Regions from separate parts of the Homo sapiens genome. Here region 1 is linked to region 2. Evidence: read pairs that join two places in POLR2A ChIA-PET (ENCODE). Cell type or tissue: PC-3. All regions are shown on one strand. Links, peaks and the distances in the headings refer to the core of each region. The heading gives the core; the rest is flanking DNA. Region 1 overlaps GMCL2 (germ cell-less 2, spermatogenesis associated). Region 2 holds the start of LOC105377754 (a long non-coding RNA gene).

The links. Peaks named below come from ENCODE experiments on the same cell type or tissue, not always from the same donor. Only the 100,000 strongest peaks of a DNase experiment are listed, where the experiment ranks them.
Region 1: POLR2A ChIA-PET joins it to region 2 with 11 read pairs; 5 of 35 experiments call an interaction of 5 or more read pairs at or near these places.

The regions. Positions count from the first base shown.
Region 1 is chr5:178,177,641-178,185,971 of GRCh38, reverse strand. GMCL2 (germ cell-less 2, spermatogenesis associated) reads left to right here. Exons shown (of 1, transcript NM_001358008.2): 1 at 1-1,467. The coding sequence ends at 253. Among named protein-coding and RNA genes, the nearest start is that of GMCL2, 5.6 kb to the left of the region's middle. RefSeq lists enhancers at 4,834-5,374, 5,375-5,917. In PC-3, for the core only: no CTCF peak of the experiment used is centred there; no DNase peak of the experiment used is centred there.
Region 2 is chr5:178,087,163-178,095,493 of GRCh38, reverse strand. LOC105377754 (a long non-coding RNA gene) reads left to right here and starts at 2,105. Exons shown (of 3, transcript XR_941302.3): 1 at 2,105-2,269; 2 at 4,306-4,405; 3 at 6,790-6,994. In PC-3, for the core only: no CTCF peak of the experiment used is centred there; a DNase peak (open chromatin) is centred at 4,463.

The sequences.
Region 1 (8,331 bases), core at 96-8,095, 91 kb before region 2:
TGTCAGTTTACGGCCTCGAAGGAGCATAGCATTTAGATTACGCTTGGCTTCTTTTGATAGTAGTGGAAAACTAGTATGTAGTAGAACAACTGGCTATCAAATACTTATACTTAAAAAGGATCAGGAACAAGTGGTGATGAACTTGGACAGCAGGTTTCTGACCTTCCCTTTATATATCTGCTGTAACTTCTTGTATATATCACCAGAAAAAGGAATTGAAAATAATCGTCACCCAGAAAATCCAGAAAACTGAAGATCTCATCAGTTGGAAACAGTAGCACTTTGAAAACTTTCAGGCCAGCTTTAATTTAATGGCCCTACTGATATTCACATCTAAGTTGACTAACAATGACAAAGGCCTTATGAACTGTACGGACAATACAGAAGACTATTCTTATCCTCATTGCATTTCTATGCATATACAAAAAAAATCATTTTAAAGCCAAGAAAATATCTGTCAAACCATTTCTGTCAGTACGATGTCAACTCATGCTTTTAATTCAGCATCAGCAGAAAATGACTGTAGGTAAATCTCACATTTATCTGCAACAAAATATAGATTTAATTTTTAGCTTAAACTTTGTTTCTACCTTATGTTAGTGGACCTCAGTTATCCATCTGTAAATTTATTTTTATTTGGCTAAAATAATCTAAAAGAATAATTTGGATGGCCAATTAGAAATGCTCTTTTGAGCTGGGGCATTTAAAGCTTTCCTTTAATATTTTTACCTGCTCATTATGATTCCTCCTTTTAGTCTAATATCTTTCCAGTTCATACTTGTTTTTAATCATTAAATACTTTCTTCCTGGTTTGGAGACTAAGCTGAGAAACTTTTTTTAAACTTAAGCATTGTCATATGCTATTTTTTAAAATTTGGCTTTCCTAGGATTTTAAGAACAATGAAAGTTAGCTTCACACCTTCAAATGATCTTGAATGCGTGAAAAATCAGTTTGATTCCAGGGATATTTCTTGTCTTACATGGTCTTTTCTTTGACAGTCTGTACACCTTTATTATTAGTTTTTGAGTTATTTATGTACCAGATATTATACTTTTAAATATTTTAATATTCTCTGATCTTTACAATTATTTATGTTCAAATTTTAGTTGGGAGTTTTGTTTCCTACTTAAGCTCAGGACTTGATACCCTCTGAGATGAGTGGCTTTGAGTGACATGCTAACAGCAATTTCATAGTAAATGTAAATAAGGTCAGAGGATCTAACATAGAAGCTGATGACGCATTAATGTAAAAATGGAACTTATTTTTGTCAAAAATAAGATGTACACTTGTCATGATTTATATATGTTGACCTTTTGTGTTTACTGCTGTTTTGAATAGAGCCATGTTCATTTTCTTTCCAGTTAGAGTAAGTACTTCTGTGGTTAATGTATATTTTTATTCTGGCTTTTAAAATGGGAATAATTTGTATGTATCTGTGCAAATAATAAATGCGCATTTGGAAAAAGATTAAGTAAGCTCTTATATGAAATGGACCAAAAAACCCCCCTTAATTGAAACCAACATTTTTTTTCTTTCTAGTTAGATTTTTTTCCAACTCCTTTTAACTTTTGGAATTTACTAATAATTTTTTTTCTTTCTTAATGATATGTCCATAGGTTCATAAATTGCTTTTTCTTTTAAAATTCATCTACTTGGTTTAACTTAAAGGAACCTTTTAAATGCCTCACCCTTGACCCCCAGAGCTGGAATTTAAATGTTTCTAATACAGTGATTTGGCTGTTATCAAGAGGTTACATTTCAGCTGGGCGTCAGCCGGGCATGGTGGCTCACACATGTAAGCACAGCACTTTGGGAGGCCGAGGCAGGCGGATCATTTGAGGAGTTTAAGATCAGCTATGAGCAACATGGTAAAACCCCATCTCTACTAAAAATACAAAATAAAAATAAGCCGGGCCTGGTGGCACACACCTGTAATCTCAGCTACTTGGGAGGCTGAGGCAGGAGAATCACTTGAACCCGGGAGGCAGAGGTTGCAGTGAGCGGAGATCGCACCACTGCACTCCAACCTAGATGACAGAGTGAGATTCCGTCTCAAAAAAAAAAAAAAAAAAAAAAAAGAGGTTACGTTACTTATTTTTGTATTTGACTATATTAGGCCTCTTTCACGGGAAGCTGTTGTTTTCTTTCCATCTCATTACCGTATAAGAGGTTCCTGACCCTTTATGTATTGAAAAATATAGAAATACCAAACTTAAATTATTTGGATAATTAAATTTTTGCAAATCTTGGAAGGAAAGATAATGTTTGAGTATATTAATGAATAAAGTTAACTGTTTCATTACACTTACATAAGTTAACTGGCCAAATTGGAATGATATGTGGTTTCATCCACTGGTTCTGTCCTGGCCACGTTGCTTATGTCACCCATAGACAGGATAATTCTTTCTTCAATCACGAGTAGGTTAATGTTCTTATTTGAGAAGTTGATCATTGTCAGCTAGTAATTCACACTGGTAGTAAACATGTGCTTTTGTTTTCTTACCAAACACTTTTATGTGTTTGCATAGTATATTCTTTTCAGCAGAAATATTTTCAATAGGCCGGGCGCGCTGGCTCACACCTATAATCCCAGCACTTTGGGAGGCCAAGGCAGGCGGATCACAAAGTCAGGAGATCAAGACCATCCTGGCTAACACGGTGAAACCCCATCTCTACTAAAAATACAAAAAAAATTAGCCGGGCGTGGTGGCGGGTGCCTGTAGTCCCAGCTACTCGGGAGGCTGAGGCAGGAGAATGGCGTGAACCCGGGAGGTGGAGCTTGCAGTGAGCCGAGATCGCACCACTGCACTCCAGCCTGGGCAACAGAGCAAGACTCCATCTCAAAAAAAAAGATAATAAAAAAATAAAAAAAGAAATATTTTCAATAAAGTGTTAATAGTGTAAGCTAAGATATTGTATAAACTATGGTTTATGAAAAAAAAATTTTTGTAAAATTACCTGGGCATGGTGGCACATACCTGTAGTCCCAGCTACTCAGGAGGAGAATCACTTGAGCCCAGGAGTTTGAAGCTGTAGGGATCTGTGATTGCACCACTGCACTCCAGCCTGGGTGACAGAGGGAGGCCCTGTCTTTAAAAAACAATTGTTTTTATAAGAATGCTAGTCAAGAAATGAGTTTCCAACAGGCACTCTTGGCCCCAATTAATGTTTCTCCATTTTGCCAAAAAAGTGAAAACTGGCCTCTCATGGGTGGGACCAGTGCACCCTGACCAGGTGCAACTGGCTGGGGCTGGTGTCACAGGCAGTAAAGGAATTTACTGAGACAGTCATAGGTAAAGAATGGCAGATTTATTTGAGAAAGTTCAAAGATACATTGCAAGGTTACAATGGGCAGCACAGCAGAGAAGGGGCTCTCTGCAAAGAGGCAGGGCTGGAGGGAAGTTTTATAGGGTCATGCTGGAGGAAGCTACGTGCAGAAGGAAGTTGTACTTCTGGGGCTACATGAGGAGCAAGGTATTTGGAAACAGGATGTTGTGCCAGCAGGCTGTCTGTGATTAGCTGTCTCTTGGAACAGTTGTTCCCCCGCACCTGGGACCCCTTCCTCAGTGTGGCTTCCCTATCAGGACTCCACACTAGGGTGGAAGCAGCTTTGGATGCCACAGTCACTAGATTATCTTTCTACATTCTAGCCATTTCTTCTGTTTTTGTCCCCCACGTTTTTACTGAGACATAATTAACATACCACAAAATTCACTTAGGGTTCACGATTCCATTGTTTTAGCATATTTGAAGCTGGGCAGTCATCACCTCACAGGTTTAGAGTGCTTGCATCACATACAAAATAAATCCTTTACTCGTTATCAGTCATTCCCCATCTCTACACTCCCCCGAGCCCTAGGCAACCATTCGTCTATTTTGTCTCTATAGATTTGCCTATTCTGGAAATTTTATATTAAAAAATGGTTTTTGTTTTTGAGATGGAGTCTTGTGCTGTCATCCAGGCTGGAGTGCAGTGGCGCCATCTCAGCTCACTGCAACCTCTGCCTCCGGGGTTCAATCGATTCTCCTGCCTTAGCTTCCCAAGTAGCTGGGATTACAGGCACCTGCCACCATGTCTGGCTAATTTTTGTGTTTTTAGTAGAGACGGGGTTTCACCATGTTGGTCAGGCTGGTCTCAAACTCCTGACCTCAGGTGATCTGCTGCCTCGGCCTCCCAAAGGGCCGGGATTACAGGCACAAGCCACAGCACCCGGCCAAAAAATGTTTTTTGAGACAGGATCTCGCTCTGTTGCCCAGGCTGGAGTGTAGTGGCAGAATCACAACTCACTGCAGCCTTGACCTCCCAGGCTCAAGCAATCCTCCCTCCTCAGCCTCTCAAGTAGCTAGGACTACAGATGCATGCCATCATGCCCAGCTTTTTTTTTTTTTTTTTTTTTTTTTTTTTTGTAGAGATGGTGGTGTTGCTGAGGCTGGTCTTGAACTCCTGGGCGCAAGTGATCCTCCCACCTTCACTTCCCAAAGTGCTGGGATAACAGGCATGAGCTACCGCACTCAGCCTAAAAATTTTACATAAATGGAATCATATAATATGTGGCCTTTTGTGTCTAGCTTCTTTCACTTGCCGTAGTGTTTTCAAGGTCAGCTACACTGCAGCATGTATTAGGGTCTCTTTCCTCTTCATTACCAAGGAATTTTCTATATACGTATATTTTTTTGCTGGTTCCCCCTCAGAGGATGAACCTTTTTTTTTTTTTTTTTTTTGAGTTTAAGTGTAGACGTTCAAGCAAGCGCAGTGGCTCGCACCTATAACCTCAACACTTTGCACTTTGACAGACTGAGGTGGGTAGATCATCCAAGGTCAGGAGTTCGAGACCAGCCTGACCAACATGGTGAAACCCTGTCTCTACTAAAAATACAAAAAATTAGCCGGGCATGGTGGTGGGCACCTGTAATCCCAGCTACTTGGGAGGCTGAGGCTGGAGAATTGCTTGACCCCGGGAAGTGGAGGTTGCAGTGAGCCAAAATTGCTCCATTGCACTCCAGCCTGGGTGACAGAGTGAGACTCTGTCTCAAAAAACAAAAACAAAAACAAAAACAAAAACAAAGAAACAGCGTGGAGGTTTAATAGGCAAAAGAAAGAGAAAGAAGAATAGTTCTCTCCTGCAGAGAGACAGGGGCCGCTGAGTGGCTCTTCTGGTTAGTGGTGAAATGCACCGGGTTTCATACACGAGCTTGAGGAGGTGGTGTCTGATTTACATAGGGCCCAAAGATTGGCTGGACCAGGTGTGACGTTTAGTGTCCACCCATAATGTTTTATTATGCAAATGAGCTTCCTACCTGGAGAGCACCATGTTGTCTGCTCCTTACTGTACACGTGGTTGACGAAGAAAAGGGAAGATGGAGCCTTCATGTTGAACATGCCTGACCCCCAGGTAGCCTTTTCCTGTTGGCACAGCTGCTGGCATGCCCCCAGAGGATGAACCTTGAAATAGTGCTGGGTCCTGGGTCTTCTGCCTTCTCTGTCTACATTCTGCCCCTAGGTGAGCTCATCCAGTTTCCTGGCATGAAATCCCACCTTTATGAAAATGATTCAAATCTCTTTCTCTAATCTGGTCTTTTCCCCTGAGCTCCACAAATAGTCTTCCTCTCCACTTCCTGATACATTGTTCTTAAAACCTGAGGAATCTCCAGAGAGGTAAGAGTGTCTTTGATATGCTAATGAGATGACTGCTGGCTGGGGGACCCCTAGGTAGCTTCAGGAGGTGGGCAGGTCACTGGAAAGACCAAGGCACATTTAGAGGACTAGGATTTTCAGCTCCACGCCCCACCCCTACCCCGCCCCTGCCCCGCCCCCAACCTCCCAGGAAGGGAGAGGGGCTGAAGGTTAAGCTGATCACCAGTGGCCAGTGATTTAATCAATCATGCCTCCATTAAAACCCCAAAAAACGGGATTCAGGGGGCTCCCAGCTAGCCGAACACGTGGAGGTTCCTGCAGGGTGGCACACTCCTTTCTCCATACCTCGCTCTATGCATCTCTTCTGTCTGGCCTGTGTGATATCCTTTATAGTAAATGGGTAAATGTAAGTGTTTGCCTGAGTTCTGGGAGCTTCTCTAGCAAATTAATAAAACCTGAGGAGGGGTCATGGGAACCCCAATGTATAGCCAATTGGTCAGAAGTTCCAAAGGTCTGGACTTGCAACTGACATCTGAAGTGGGGGACAGTCTTGTGGGACTGAGCCCTCAATGTGTGGGATCTGACACTAACGTCAGGTAAATAGTGTTAGAGTTAAACTGAATTAGAGGACACACAGCAGGTGTCTGACAGAGAATTGCTTGCTTGCTGTGTAGAGGGAAAATACACACATCTGGGGTCACAGGTGTATTGACTGTTGAGTGAGAGACTAGGAATAACACTTTGGCTTTTCCTATATCTCAACAACAATCCAATAGCACTTAAATATAATTTAAAATGATATTCAAGTGGACTTATTCCAGAAAGGCAAGGATGGTTTAATATTAGAAACTCAATATAATTCATTACATAAATAGATAAAATGAGAAAAGATACCAGTCTTATCAATACCTACTAACAAGGCAGTTGATAAATTTCAACTTTTTTTTTTTTGAGACAGAGTCTCTCTCTGTTGCCCAGGCTGGAATGCAGTGGCACGATCTCGGCTCACTGCAAGCTCTGCTTCCCAGGTTCACGCCATTCTCCTGCCTCAGCCTCCTAAGTAGCTGGGACTACAGGCATCTGCCACCACACCTGGCTAATTTTTTTGTATTTTTAGTAGAGACAGGGTTTCACCATGTTAGCCAGAATGGTCTCGATCTCCTGACCTCTTGATCTGCCTGCCTCAGCCTCCCAAAGTGCTGGGATTACAGGCGTGAGCCACCGCTCCCGGCCTTTTTTTTTTTTTTTTTTTTTTTTTGAGACAAAGTCTCGCTCTGTCACCCAGGCTGGAGTGCAGTGGCACAATCTTGGCTCACTGCAACCTCCGCCTCCGGGGTTCAAGTGATTCTTGTGCCTCAGCCTCCCAAGTAGCTAGGATTACAGGCGTGCGCCACCACGCCTGGCTAATTTTTGTATTTTTAGTAGAGACAGGGTTTCACCATGTTGGCCAGGCTGGTCTCAAACTCCTGACTTCAGGTGATCCACCCACCTCGGCCTCCCAAAGTGCTGGGATTACAGGCGTGAGCCATCGTCTTTTTTCTTTTTCTTTCTGTGTTTTGTTTTGGAGACAGGGTCTCCATATGTTGCCCAGGCTGGATTCGAACTCCTGGGCACAAGGAATCCTCCCATCTTGCCTCCCTGAGTAGCCAGGACTACAAGCACACATTGCCATACTTCATTGAAAACAATTTTAGAGACAGGGTCTCACTCTGTCACCCAGGCTGGAGTGCAGTTGTAACTGAGTACCTCTATCTAAGGAAGGATTTAATTATTTTTTCTCTCTTCTTTTCTTGTTGCCCCCATTCCCCGTTTCCTACTTAGCCTTTTAGAAATACAAATATAGCCTTCTACCTCCCCGTCACCAGACTCCTCCCAGGGAAAGTGTATCTAACTATGGGCTCCAAGACAGAACAAACCAAGGGTTAACAGTTGATTTGCAAACTGAAGCATGCCGGCTAAGGAACTCTCACCCTATAGCAGGCTGCCTGAGAGACCACCAGCTTGCCCACAAAGATGCCAGCAGTCACCAGCACAATGGCCCAGTAGGTAAGGCACCAAGTTAACACAGAGACCCCCCGACCTTGCTCACTTTCTCCCTTGCTTTTTAAAAGTGCCTGCTTTTTGCTCCAAAGGCCAAGTGGCACATTTAAAGGCAGGATGCTTGTGGTGCCTTTTCCCCTAAACTAGCTTCATAATACATTACTTTCTTTCTATCAGACCTCACTTTTGCTAATTGAACTCTGCACGCAGCAAGCAACTAACTCACCTGCTATTGGGTTACAGTTCTGGTGGCCCAGACTGGGAAGTGCTGTGCGCTCCGGGTAGGCCTGTGCTTGACCACCTGCTTTCACTACTAGGTGAGGCCTAGGGTCACCTGTGAGCACCAGCCGCTCGTGGCTAGCAGACCCCATGATGGGGATGTTAAGGAACTTCTCAGAAGCGGCCAAAAATGCTTTTGTTTTTGGGAAACCTCCCTTTTGCCTCCTGGCACAATGTTGGCTGCCTTCAGTGCTCCCCTGGTTCAAAGAAAGTGAACTTTCTTTGTTCACCTTTTTTGTGGGGTTGGGGGGAAGCCACCATCATTAGGAGCTGGTTAAGTTGGTTGGAGTGCACCTGACTGCCCTCTGCCTTGTTTTGGGTGTCACTGCTCTACTTACGATTTGGCTGGGCGGGGCGCAGTGGCTCACACCTGAA
Region 2 (8,331 bases), core at 171-8,170:
CACTGAGGAGGGAGGACCGACATGAATCCATGTGAAGAGTGGCCACTGAGGAGGGAGGACCGACGTGAAGCCATCTGAAGAGTGGCCACGGAGGAGGGAGGACTGACGTGAATCCATCTGAAGAGTGGCCACGGAGGAGGGAGGACTGACGTGAATCCATCTGAAGAGTGGCCACGGAGGAGGGAGGACTGACGTGAATCCATCTGAAGAGTGGCCACGGAGGAGGGAGAACCGACATGAAGCCATCTGAAGAGTGGCCACGGAGGAGGGAGGACCGACATGAAGCCATCTGAAGAGTGGCCACGGAGGAGGGAGGACCGACATGAAGCCATCTGAAGAGTGGCCACGGAGGAGGGAGGACTGACGTGAATCCATCTGAAGAGTGACCATGGAGCAGGGAGGACCGATGTGAAGCCATCTGAAGAGTGACCATGGAGGAGGGAGGACTGACGTGAATCCAGCATGTGAGCCCGGGAGATGGCACATCCAGAACCAGTGGGTGCAAGGCCCAGGGCAGCCGAAGTCTTCTCCACCTAAGGGGTTTCGGCAGAGTTGTCTAAAACTCAATACTCCGCCTTACTACAGACCGTGTTCCCCACCAGAAGAACTGAGCTCACTTACGCAGTCAACAAATACCACCTATGGGCTGTCCCCACTTGGATGTTGGCTGGGCTCCACAACTTCATAGGTCCTGAACAAGATGCTTGATTTCCCTCTTCGAACCTGTCTTCCTCACTGCAGTCTGTGCTACGACCATCCACTCCATAGCGGAAGCCCAAACCCGCTAGTAGCCTCAATTTCTTCCCTCGCCTCGTATCACACCCCTCCCATCCCATTCATGAACAAACTCTATAGATTCTCTCTCCAGATATGTCTCACATCCCTCCACTTCTTTTGTCTCTGCAGCCCTCAGTGCAAGCGCCTGCCCCCTCCCACCTGGCTTCCTGCAGGAACCACCCAGCTTGCCTCCTTGCTTCCTGTCTCACTCCACCTAGTCCATTCTCTACACAGCAGCCGAAGTGGCTTTCTAAGCCTTGAATCTGGTCATGTTCCTTCTCTGCTTCATTGTTTCCAGTGGCTTCCCGCAGCCCCCTCTTTACCATGTCCTATCAGGTCATAGCTGCCGTGGCTCCATCCTGACTCTGACCTCATCTTCTCCCACTGTCCCGTTATTCAAGCTCCAGTCACACTGGCCCACCGCAGGGCCTTTACACTTGCTGCATCTCTATTGTCCTTACCTAGGGTAATTTTTCTCTAGAGCACAGGCCTCATGGAACATACTGTGAGTCAGCGCTTCCCAACCTTTTTTTTGAGATGGAGTTTCGCTCTTGTTGCCCAGGTTGGAGTGCAATGGAGCAATCTCGGCTCACCACAACCTCCGCCTCCCAGGTTCAAGCAATTCTCTTGCCTCAGCCTCCCGAGTAGCTGGGATTACAGGCATGCACCACCACGCCCGGCTAATTTTGTATTTTTAGTAGAGACGGGGTTTCTCCATGTTGAGGCTGGTCTCGAACTCCTGACCTCAGGTGATCCGCCCGCCTCGGCCTCCCAAAGTGCTGGGATTACAGGCGTGAGCCACTGCACCCAGGCTTCCCAACCATTTTAACATCAGGACATTCAGAAATTTTACTTCATTTGAGGCTGGGCACAGTGGCTCACACCTGTAATCCCAGCACTTTGGGAGGCTGAGGCAGACAGATCACTTGAGGTTGGGAGTTCGAGACCAGACTGGCCAACATGGTGAAACCCCGTCTCTATGAAAAATACAAAAATTAGCTGGCTGTGGTGGCTCACATCTGTAATCCCAGCTACTCAGGAGGCTGAGGCAGGAGAATCACTTGAACATGGGAGGTGGAGATTGCTGTGAGCCGAGATTGTACCACTGCACTCCAGCCTGGGCAACAGAGCAAGATTGCATCTCAAAAAAAAAAAAAAAAAAAAAATTTTACTTCATTTGTGTATTTTGAGGCCACGTTAACAGGTGACTGAAAGTTAGAAATACTATGCCATCCTGGGAAATTAAACCTTTATTATTATATAGTGATGTGCTTTGCCTCTAGTTTTTGTTTTTTTTTTTAACTGAGTCTATTTTTGTCTGAGACAGGAAGGAATCCCCTCTCCCACCTGCTAAGCTGCCTTTAGTGCCTCTCATTGGCAGAAGCTAACAGGAAGTCAGCTGGCAAGGGAGCTGAAAAATGTGGCTTGCAGACCCTAGCCCCAGCATCTCAGAGCAGATTATAGAAGGGTGAGCGTAGACCAGAAACCAGAGGTAAATAACCAGCACTATTATCTATGTTTTTATGATTTTCTTGTTGTCTTTGATTTCCTACATTTTCACCATGATGGGTCAAGTGTGAATTTCTTTTTTTTTTTTTTTTTGAGATGGAGTCTCGCTCTGTCCCCCAGGCTGGAGTGCAGTGGCGTGATCTCCACTCACTGCAAGCTCTGCCTCCCAGGTTCACGCCATTCTCCTGCCTCAGCCTCCCAAGTAGCTGGGACTACAGGCATCCGCCACCACGCCCGGCTAATTTTTTGTATTTTTATTAGAGACGGCGTTTCACCATGTTAGCCAGGATGGTCTCAATCTCCTGACCTCGTGATCCGCCCGTCTCAGCCTCCCAAAGTGCTGGGATCACAGGCGTGAGCCACCGTGCCCGGCTGTGAATTTCTTTTTTAAAATTCTGCTTGGCATCTATTGGAGTTCTTAAACCTATAGATTGATGTCTTCCATCCATTCAGGAAAATTCTCAACCACAATTTAATATACTGTCTGGTCTGGGGGTCTGGGTCCTCTTTCTCCCCTTCTTCTGAGACTGCAATTAAACATATGTAAGACAGTCTCACTGTAACTTCCATATCTGTAGTCTTCCCTTCTGCATTTCACATCCTTGTGTCTCTCTATGCTTGTTTCTGGATTGTTTTTTCTGACCTGCCTTCTAGTTCTCTAACTCATTTTTCATCCACGTCAAATCTGCTGTTAAACCCATCCATTGAGCTTGAAGTTTTAGTTTGAATTTTTCTTTTTTCTTTTTTTTTTTTTTTTGAGACTGAGTCTCGTCCTGTCACCAAGCTGGAGTGCAGTGGTGTGATTTTGGCTCATTGCAACTTCTGCCTCCCAGGTTCAAGTGATTCTCCTGCCTCAGCCTCCCAAGTAGCTAGGACTACAGGCACACACCACCACACCCAGCTAATTTTTTGTATTTTTTTTTAGTAGAGACGGGGTTTCACCATGTTGGCCAGGATGGTCTTGATCTCTTGACCTCATGATCCACCCGCCTTGGCCTCCCAAAATGCTGGGATTACAGACGTGAGCCACTGAGCCTTACCTGTAGTTTGAATTTTTTAGTCATAGACTTTTTTTTTTTTTTTTTTTTTGAGACTGAGTCTTGCTCTGTCACCCAGGCTGGAGTGCAGTGGCACAATCTCTGCTCATTGCAACCTCGGCCTCCTGGGTTCAAGTAATTCTCCTGCCACAGCCTCCCGAGTAGCTGGGATTACAGGTGCACACCACCACGCCCAGCTAATTTTTATATTTTTAGTAGAGACGAGGTTTTGTCATGTTGGCCAGGCTGGTCTCGAACTCCTGGCCTCAAGTAATCCCCTTGCCTCGGCCTCCCAAAGTGCTGGGGTTACAGGTGCAAGCCACTGCACCTGGCTGACTTTCTATTTATTTCTTTTTCACATATGCTATATAATTTATAGAGCTTCCAGTTCCTTGCTAAAATTTTCAATTTTGGCATTTAATTTCTTGAACATAATACTACTAATTTGTTTTATAGTCTGGAGTTCCTCTGGCTCTATTTCTATTGACTGTTATTTCTGATGATTTTAGCTCAAGGAATCTTGCTTCCTCATGTGTCTTTATTTTTGTATGTTAAACATTGTGTTTCTGAAATTATTTGTAGAACTAATTTGAAATGGAGTGATTTTCTCATTCACCAAAGAGTCTTTCCTTCCTTCCTTCCCTTCTTTCTTTCTCTCTTTCTTTTTTTTTTTGGATGGAGTCTCACTCTGTCACCCAGGCTGAAGTGCAGTGGTGCAATCTCGGTTCACTGCAACCTTCCACTCCCGGGTTCTAGTGATTCTCCTGCCTCAGCCTCCTGAGTAGCTGGGATTACAGGTGACCACCACCACACCAAGCTAATGTTTGTATTTTTGGTAGAGATGGGGTTTCATCATGTTGGCCAGGCTGGTCTCAAATTCCTGACCTCAAGTGATCCTCCGAACTTGGCCTCCCAAAATGCTGGGATTACAGGCGTGAGCCACTGCGCCTGGCCAAAGAGAATTTTCTATTGCTTTTGCCAGGTGCCTGGAGGGATCAGCAAACTGAGATCATTGGAGTTCATACTTAGGGCATGGTGTTTTCTCGGGAACCTGGGTGACTCAAACCTGGACTATCATTCAGGTAAGGACGGCTTTACTTTCAGTTCACCTTTACTTCTGAAATGCAGTCCTTTGGGGGCTGACTCGCGTGTGGGAGGCAGCTTATCACCCACACTCTTGGCAGGCCCCAGACTTAGATATTTATCTCCAGGCATGCAAAGCCACTGAAAGTGAGCTTAGCCTCTCAGCCCTTCTTTTCAATTGGCAAAAGCTTCCAGGGCAACTGCAGCCTCAAGTATCTGGGTCACCTCTTGGGAATCCTGTTCTCTCTCAGATTCAGCATGGCAATTCTTCACTACTTTGTTAGCTCTTTAATGCTTTTTTTTGACATGGAGTTTTGCTTTTGTTACCCAGGCTGGAGTGCAATGGTGTAATCTCAGCTCGCTGCAACCTCTGCCTCCTGGGTTCAAGTGATTTTCCTGCCTCAGCCTCCTGAATAGCTGGAATTACAGGTGCCCACCACCATGCCTGGCTAGTTTTTGTATTTTTAGTAGAGATGGGTTTCACAATGTTGGACAGCCTGGTCTCAAACCCCTGACCTCAGGTGATCCACCCACCTCGGCCTCCCAAAGTGCTGGGACTACAGGCATGAGCCATCACACCCAGCTTTTGTTTTTGTTTTTGTTTTTTTTTTGGAGACAGAGTCTCACTCTATCGCCCAGGCTGAAGTTCAGTGATCTTGGCTCACTGCAACCTCCGCCTCCCGGGTTCAAGCTGTTCTCCTGCCTCAGCACCCCCGGAATAGCTGGGATTACCAGTGCCTGCCACCATGCCCGGCTAATTTTTTTTGTATTTTTAATAGAGACAGGGTTTCACCATGTTGGCCAGACTGGTCTCGAACTCCTGACCTCAGGTGATCCGCCCACCTTGGCCTCCCAAAGTGCTGAGATTACAGGCATGAGCTACCATGCCTGGCCTCTTTGATGCTTTTAAGATTGTGTGTGTCAACTGGACATGGTGGCTCATTCCTGTAATCCCAGCACTTTGGGAGGCTGACCTGGAGGATGGCTTGAGGCCAGGAGTTCAAGGCCAGCTTGGGCAATATGGCGAGACCCCATCTCTAGAAAAATTATAAAAAATTAGCTGGGAATGGTGATGTGTGCCTGTAATCCTAGCTGAGGCAGGAGGATCTTATGAGCCCAGGAGTTTGAGGTTACAGTGAGCTATGATCAGGAGACTGCAGTCCAGCATAGGTGGCAGAGCAAGACCCTGTCTCTTAAAAAAAAAAAAAAAAAAAAAATTGTGTGTGTGTGTGTGTGTGTAAATTTTTAAAACACTTTTGTAGCTGTTTTTATCAGGAGGTTTTGTCCGAAGTACCTAGTCTGCCTTTACTGAAAGGGGAGGTCCTGGTTTACTTTTTAAACTATTTTTATTTTAATTTAGTTTTTTTTTTTTTTTTTAATTTTTAGAGATGGGGTCTCACTATGTTGCTTAGGCTGGTCTCAAACTCCTGGCCTCAAGCAATTCTCCTACCTCGGCCTCCCAAAGCGCTAGGATTACAGATGTGAGCTTCCACGCCCACCGACTTTTTAAAACTATTAAACAATGAGTGTGGGTGATGGATCAGAGGGTACAACGGTGGTTTCGAGGAGACTAGTTGTCCAGAGAGCAAGAAGAAGATACCATGAGCTTGGATGAGGGCATTGGAAGTAGAGCTGGAAAGAGAGCAGATTTGAGAGATACCCTGGCTGTTGAGTTGATAGGACTTGGCATTAGGTTTGTTTGGGGGGTGAGAGAGGTGAGGGTGGTGGGTGCCCTGAGTTTTTGGCATGAGTAACTGGACGGTCCCAGTCGAAGACAGGGTGTCTGAAAAGGAGGACAAGTTGATGAAAGAAGGGTCAGCAGGCCGGGCGCAGTGGCTCACACCTATAATCCCAGCACTTTGGGAGGCCAAGGCAGGAGGATCATTTGAGGTCAGGAGTTAAAGACCAGCTTGGCCAACATGGTGAAACCCTGTCTCTACTAAAAATACAAAAATCAGGCACTTGCCTGTAGTCTTAGCTACTTAGGCAGCTGAGGCACAAGAATCTCTTGAACCTGAGAGGCGGAGGTTGCCGTGGGCCCAGATTGTGCCCCTGCACTCCAGCCTGGGTGACAACAGAGTGAGACTCTGTCTCAAAAAAAAAAAAGGTTAGCAGTTTGCCTTTGGGCATATATGTCTGATGAGGTTTTGGGACTTCCAAGTGAGAATGTCCCATGGGCAGTTGGTTATTTGAGTCTGGAATTCAGGTAGTGATGTATAAAATTGGGAGTTTTCAACAGATGGGGGCATTTTCAACCTGCTTTGATTGGTGCTTATCTTGAATCGAATTATTTTAATTATAGCCTGAGCAACATAGTGAAACCCTGTCTCTACAAAAATTTTTAAAAATAGCTGGGCATGGTTGTGTGTGCCTATCATTCCAGCTACCCGGGAGGCTGAGGCAGAACAGCTTGAGCCCAGGAAATCAAGGCTGCAGTCAGCTATGATCACACCACTGTGCTCCAGCATGGGCGACAGAGCAAGACCCTGTCTCTGACAGAAAAGAAAGGAAAGGAAAGAAAGGAATATTTTAATCAGAGTATTTGCCAACACTGATTGTTTTGTCAATAAAGCATTCTTGGAACAAGAGGCATTAAAGTAAATTAATTGATTGATAAAATGTAAGTACGGGGCCAGGCGCGGTGGCTCATGCCTGTAATCCCAGCACTTTGAGGGGTCAAGGTGGGCAGATCACCTGAGGTCGGGGGTTCAAAACCAGCCTGACCAACATGGAGAAACCCCATCTCTACTAAAAATACAAAATTAGCTGGGTGTGCGCATGTCTGTAATCCCAGCTACTCGGGAGGCTGAGGCAGGAGAATCGCTTGAACCCGGGAGGCGGAGGTTGCGGTGAGCCAAGATTGCTCCATTGTACTCCAGCCTGGGCAACAAGAACGAAACTCCATCTCAAAAAAAAAAAAAAAAGAAGGCCGGGCACGGTGGCTCATGCCTATAATCCCAGCACTTTGGGAGGCCGAGGCAGGCGGATCACGAGGTCAGGAGATTGAGACCATCCTGGCTAACACGGTGAAACCCCGTCTCTACTAAAAATAGAAAAAAAAAATTAGCCAGGCGTGGTGGTGGGCGCCTGTAGTCCCAGCTACTCGGGAGGCTGAGGCAGGAGAATGGAGTGAACCTGGGAGGCAGAGCTTGCAGTGAGCCGAAATCGCGCCATTGCACTCCAGCCTGGGCGACAGAGCGAGACTCCGTCTCAAAAAAAAAAAAAAAAAAAGTAAATATGGCACAGTCAAACCACTTATTTTTTGCATAAAAATTTTATTTTGTGGAAATTATTTTCACTGGTATCAATTTAATTCAATTTTTAATTTGAATTTAATTTAATTTGATTCAATTTTTTTCTTTTTTGAGATGAGTTTCACTCTGTTGCCCAGGCTGGCATGCAGTGGCGTGATCTCAGTTCACGGCAACCTCGGCCTCCCAGGTTCAAGCAATTCTCCTGCTTCAGCCTCCCAAGTAGCTGGGATTACAGGCACCTGCCACCACGCCTGGCTAATTTTTGTATTCTTAGTAGAGATGGGGTTTCTCCATGTTGGCCAGGCTAGTCTTGAACTCCTGACCTCAGGTGATCCACCCACCTCGGCCTCCCAAAGTGCTGGGATTATAGGCGTGAGCCACCGCACCCGGCCTGATTCATTTGTTAAACAAAATTGATTTCTTCATCATCTGTTTGCATTTCCTTTTGCAGCCATTGTTTCTACCAAGCCCCAGTCTCTTGGATAGGATTTTGCAGATCTAAGTTATTTAAAGAAGATTTGGCTTTTCTGTCATTTTAAAGTTAATCATAAATTTTACCCAGTGCAGGTTTAGCAGTGGTCAATTTTATTTTGTGGTGTGGGGTGGAAAAGTGATCATTTCTATGCATTTCTTAGGGAATCCAAGAAAAATTTTTGAGCAGTTTTGTGAAC